Regions from separate parts of the Homo sapiens genome. Here region 2 is linked to region 1. Evidence: read pairs that join two places in POLR2A ChIA-PET (ENCODE). Cell type or tissue: Panc1. All regions are shown on one strand. Each heading gives the region's core, and the rest is flanking DNA. Links, peaks and the distances in the headings are about the cores only.

Region 1 (2,918 bases), core at 234-2,733:
TGAACTCCTGACGTCGCGATCCACCCACCTCAGTCTCCCAAAGTGCCGAGATTACAGGCGTGAGCCACTGCACCCAGCCAGTTCTTACTCTGCACTTACCATCTCTTACTGTTAGCCACTCTGTCAAGTGCGTATGTCATGGCTCCCAGGAAAGCTTGTAATCGATATAGTTTATATATGCCCTATTTCTATTAGATGTAGTCATTTAATGGCTGAGGATGACTGATTTGTAATAAAGGCCCATAATTTTAGGGTCCTATCTCTTCCAGCATTATATAACAATGTAAAATTCTTACTTTGAAAGTTAAGAGGCCTGGCATGGTGGCTCGTGCCTGTAATCCCAGAATTTTGGGAGGCTGAGTCAGGTGGATCATTTGAGACTAGCCTGGGCAACATGGTGAAACCCTGTCTCTATCAAAAATGCAAAAAATTATCCGAGTGTAGTGGCTTGCTCCTCGGAGGCTGAGGTGGGAGGATTGCTTGAGCCTGGGAGGCAGAGGTTGCAGTGAGCCAAGATCGCACCACTGCACTCTGACCTGGGTGGCAGAGTAAGACCCCATCCCTGAAAAAAGAAAGTTATGAAACTATAGCATCAGTACACTTCCTATTAACAGAGTTTATGTTGGACTTTGAAAATAAATTTTGCTGATGTAGCCACTTACAGTGAGAATTTAAGCTTAGTGCTTAAGATGGGCTCAAATCAACAGGTCCCATCGATGCTCTAAGGAGTGAGAAGAAACTATGATTTCTGCATTTGTTTTACTCCTATTTGTTTTAGCTAAGCATTACTTGTGATGTAGGGATACTGAAGAAATTCCTTTCATTTATAGGACAATTTTAATGCAGCCTCTGTAATTTCTGTGCTATCGTACCCAGATAACTAGATTCAGATAGAATGGCAGATAGAACTAAGGGTGTAATTTGTTTTTTTATATCTCTGGGACTTAAAATTCTGCCTGAGCTGGCTAAATAATTAATATTTCATTTTGCTACTTTTCATCTGCTAATCATTCTTGGAGAATACTTGTAACCTGCACAAACCTATTTTTATACAATAAGTACATTACGCCCATTTCTATAACACAGAAAGGCTGTTGTGAGGGAGGGGCCGTGTGCATTTTAAACTATTTCACTCTAATTGATGCATCATATAACAGCCCAACAGTGAGTCACCCTAATTCAAAATCTGTTAAGTCTGGAATAAAGCCAGTCTTACTTGAACATTTTTTTAGAGGACACTTTGGCTTGCCAAAAATGAAAGCTTTTCATAACGAACGTCTGGATGAGTAATAGTGAGTCTTACACGGCCTTTGAAGGGAGGTGTTTGTCATGGAGATTGTGACAACAAAGTCCCCACTAAGGCTCAGATGGCGGCAACCCCAGAAGCTTCATTGCAGAAATTGTGACAGCCCCTGGGCCTTGGCCCCTTCTTCTGGAAAATTGGCTTGGGGTATTCCAACTTTCTGTGGCAGTGAGTGAATGCAGTATTGTCATCTTAGTCATGAGCTGTAAACTGAAAAAAAAACCTAAAAAACCCCAAAAAACCCCAAAACCAAAACAAACCCCCTAATATTGTTTTCTTAAATGGAAAATATGAATGAAACAGCTTACTCTTCACCACAGTATGGTAATCTGTTTAGAGAGAATATTAATACACAACCCTACATAGCATATATATATGCATACAGCTAGCGAGCTAGCTAGATCCATCTTTGTTTTTCTTTCATATCAACCGATGTGTGGGCCTCAGTCCAAGAAGGAAATAAACACTTTCTCTTCTATGACATTTTACTGTTGTTAAGAAAACTGGGAGCGTGCAACTCCCTTTTGTGTTTTCTCCTCATCTCCCTTGCAAATAGACTTTCCTTTTATCAGCCACTGTGGTGGTTTGGGCCCATTTGTGACAGCCAGATTGTGATTTTGCTACTCACTTCCCTTCAGTGATCCAAGTAGTAATTACAAGCCATTTGATCCAAAAGCATCTGCTGTGAGAACACACGGAGTTTCAATTTTTTCTCCTTGCTGCATACTGAGCATAAGTAATTTGACATGTGGTTTCAGGACCATTGATGTAATAATAATAATAATAAATACTTCTGTGGAATGCCCTCCAAGGAGAGCTAAAGTGATTTGCAGACGTTCACTAGTCAGTCTGGAGTGACTGTGGCTGCAGCCCAGTGATGTTCCCGTGTCGTGATGGCCAGTTGGAGCTGACTGCAAGGTGATCTGAGCAGCAGTGGCCAGAACAGTGGCCCAGGGCTTTGGAACAAAGGATGATTCTCAGGAAGTTCTTTATAGTGGCCATCGCTGAAATGCAGTAGCTACTCCCAGTACAGTATAATGCCCTGATCCAGCCTCAGCTTCCAAAAAAAATCTTTACAATTTATGTCTTTCAAATGCAATTCCTCCCATCAGTCTCCTAACCACCCCACGAGGCTGGCGTTTTTAACCTCTTTTGAAGGTGAAGGAACAGAAGTGCAGAGGCACTAGATAACAGCCCCTAACAAGGCTGAGATTTGACCTGGATTGCCTTGCTATTATTGTATTTTTTCTGTCTCCATTTGCATTCTCAGGACCAGGAAACCTTGAAGAGGCTAGTTGGAAATATATATATATATATATATATATATATATATATATATATATATATTTTTTTTTTTTTTTTTTTTTTTTTTCTTTGATGGGAGGAAGTAGAGTAGGAGGCGTGGTAGGTGCGTAACAGTCCTGGCAAAGGTAGCCAACCGTGGAATTCTGGGTGGTTAAAAAGGTTAATTTAACATAGCAGCATCTTTGACATGGGTAACCTGGAAAAAGAGTTTTCCAGATGGCTCCATTTTTAATGCTTATTTTTAGGATTCTCTCTTCTTTTTATGAAAAGAATATTGGAGAATATTTCATCTGGCTTCCTGAAACTAAAG
Region 2 (2,918 bases), core at 165-2,664, 190 kb before region 1:
ATCGACAGCCAAGATTTAATAAACATCCATGTAGCAACAGTGATAATTAACTTGGAAATCTTCAGCTTTAATTTCAAAATAGAAAGGAGTTCATTAATACAATGAAGAGTCTTATGTTTCCCACAGGGCTGGAGGTCAGGCCCATCTACTCTGTGATGAGCTGCAGTCTCTGTATATGTGCTTCTCTTTTTCAAGCCTCGGAGTAGTTCTCACTGTGAAATGGGATAATAATATTACCTATCTCATTAGGACGTTATGAGATGCAGACGAGATAAATTATCTAAAGAATTGAGCCCAGTGCTTGGCATGGAACAAACACTCAATAAACATTAGTGAATGTTCTCTCCTTTTGTTAATACATAGTGAGCTTCTCCGTGTAGTGGCAGTTTCATGCTAATTGTGTTTTTCCACAGTGTTCAGAGCTATGCTGTTAGTATGAAGTAAGGGATCAGTTCATCAAAACGCATTCAGTTCAGGCATGATGGCTCACACCTGTAATCCCAACACTTTGGGATGCCAAAAGGAGAGGATGGCTTGGGCCCAGGAGTTCCAGGTTTCAGTGAGCTGTGATTGTGCCAATGTGTCACCCTCCAGCCTGGGTGACAGAGCGAGACCCTGTCTCTGAAAAAAAAAAAAAAAAAAAAAAAAAGAGCATTCAAGTTCCCACATAGTGTGTGTTCTTCACATTTGAAACTGTAGTCCCAGCTGCTTGGGAGGCTGAGGCAGGAGAATGGCGTGAACCCGGGAGGAGGAGCTTGCAGTGAGTGGAGATCGCGCCACTGCACTCCAGCCTGGACAACAGAGCAAGACTCTGTCTCAAAAAAAATAAAATAAAATAAAGGCCAGGCACGGTGGCTCACGCCTGTAATCCCAACACTTTGTGAGGCCGAGGTGGGCAGATCACGAGGTCAAGAGATCGAGACCATCCTGGCCAACATGGTGAAACCCCGTCTCTACTAAAATTACCAAAAAAAAAAATTAGCTGGGTGTGGTGGCACATGCCTGTAGTCCCAGCTACTCGGGAGGCTGAGGCAGGAGAATTGCTTGAACCTGGGAAGCGGAGCTTGCAGTGAGCTGAGATCGCACCACTGCACTCCAACCTGGTGACAGAGTGACACTCTGTCTTAAAAAAAAAAAAAGAAAAGAAAAGAAAAAAAGAAACTATGCTAAAGTAGGCTGGGTGCAGTGGTTCACACCTATAATCCCAGCATGTTGGGAGGCTGAGGTGGGAGGATCACTTGAGCCCAGGAGTGATATAACATGAACCCGTCTCTATAAAAAAATTTAAAAAAAATATGCCAAAGTGAAATAAAGAATCAGGATGACAGAAACTCTTTCACTGTTTTTATTTTATTTTTATTGAGATGGAGTTTCGCTCTCGTCGTCCAGGCTAGAGTGAAGTAGTGGGATTTTGGCTCACTGCGACCTCCGCCTCCTGGGTTCAAGCCATTCTCTTGCCTCAGCCTCCCGAGCAGCCGGGATTACAGGCGCCTGCCACCATGCCTTGCTAATTTTTGTAATTTTAGTAGAGACGGGGTTTCACCATGTTGGCCAAGATGGTCTTGAACCCTTGACCTCAGGTGATTCACCTGCCTTGGCCTCCCAAAGTGCTGGGATTATAGGCATGAGCCACCGTGCCTGACTGGAGCCACCATGCCTAGCAAATTGTTTTTATCTTACATAACAGATCGTACTTACTGTGGCTTTACAAATATTAACTCATTTCATTCCCATATGTTTCCATCAGGTAAATTGTATTATCCCCATTTCACACATGGGGAAACTGAGGCACTGAGTGTTAAGCCATTTCCTGAGGTCACGAACCTAGCATAAGAAGTGAAGCCAGTGAAGAGAAGATGATGAATGGGTGTAAGTACACAGTTTGATGGAAGAAATGAGACCTAGTGTTTGATAGATCATTCGGGTGGCTATAGTTTACAATAATCTATTGCATATTTCAGAATTACTGGAAGAAAATAATGTGAATCACGAGGTCAGGAAATTGAGACCATCCTGGTTAACACGGTGAAATCCCATCTCTACTAAAAATACAAAAAATTAGCCAGGCATGGTGGCAGGTGCCTGTAGTCCCAGCTACTCGGGAGGCTGAGGCAGGAGAATGGCGTGAACTCGGGAGGTGGAGCTTGCAGTGAGCCGAGATTGCACCACTGCACTCCAGCCTGGATGACAGAGTGAGACTCTGTCTCAAAAAAAAAAAAAAGAAAAAAAGAAAAAAAAAAGGGTGATGGATATTCCCAAGTACACTGATTTGATCTTTACAAATTATATGAATGTATTAAATTATCACATGTGCATCTATTACATATCAAGTTTTAAAAATTAAGGAAAAAAGTAAAGCCAACATTTAAACCAGACCTTGTGACTCCAGTTGGGGCTAACTGCGCCGTGCTCTGTGCGCTCATGTGTGCACACGGAGGCTTCGCCTTTCATTATGCTGACTTTCACTGTTCTTGCAAATGTGTGGTGGTCAGAGCTTTGTAAACATTTCTTAGTGTAATCACATATGGGATGATAGCCATCTGGCCAGGAAAAAAGGGGATTAATTTTTTGTTTTTATTGAGATGGGGTCTTGCTCTGTCACACAGGCTGAAGTGCAGTGGTGCCATCATAGCTCACCGCAGCCTCAACCTCCTGGGCTCAAGGGATCCTCCTGCCTTGGCTTCCCACAGTGTTGGGATTACAGGCATGAGTCATCATGCCCAGCTGGGATCGGATTTTTATATATATATATATATATATATATATTTTTTTTTTTTTTTTTTTTTTTTTTTGAGACAGGGTCTTGCTCTGTCACCCAGGCTGGAGTGCAGTGGTGTGATTTTGGCTTACCACAACCTCCACCTCCAGGGTTCAAGCGGATTCTCGTGCCTCAGCCTCTGGAGTAGCTGGGATCACAG

Evidence for each region. ChIA-PET counts read pairs that join two places held together with the same protein. Peaks named below come from ENCODE experiments on the same cell type or tissue, not always from the same donor. Only the 100,000 strongest peaks of a DNase experiment are listed, where the experiment ranks them.
Region 2: POLR2A ChIA-PET joins it to region 1 with 8 read pairs; 2 of 35 experiments call an interaction of 5 or more read pairs at or near these places.

Annotation. Positions count from the first base shown.
Region 1 is chr6:155,170,038-155,172,955 of GRCh38, forward strand. All of the region lies in intron 9 of TIAM2 (TIAM Rac1 associated GEF 2), which reads left to right. Among named protein-coding and RNA genes, the nearest start is that of CLDN20, 93 kb to the right of the region's middle. RefSeq lists enhancers at 1,210-1,269, 1,310-1,729, 1,760-1,819. In Panc1, for the core only: no CTCF peak of the experiment used is centred there; a DNase peak (open chromatin) is centred at 1,262; H3K4me3 peaks cover 1,252 bases; H3K27ac peaks cover 2,346 bases.
Region 2 is chr6:154,981,721-154,984,638 of GRCh38, forward strand. No RefSeq gene overlaps it. Among named protein-coding and RNA genes, the nearest start is that of TIAM2, 12 kb to the right of the region's middle. In Panc1, for the core only: no CTCF peak of the experiment used is centred there; no DNase peak of the experiment used is centred there.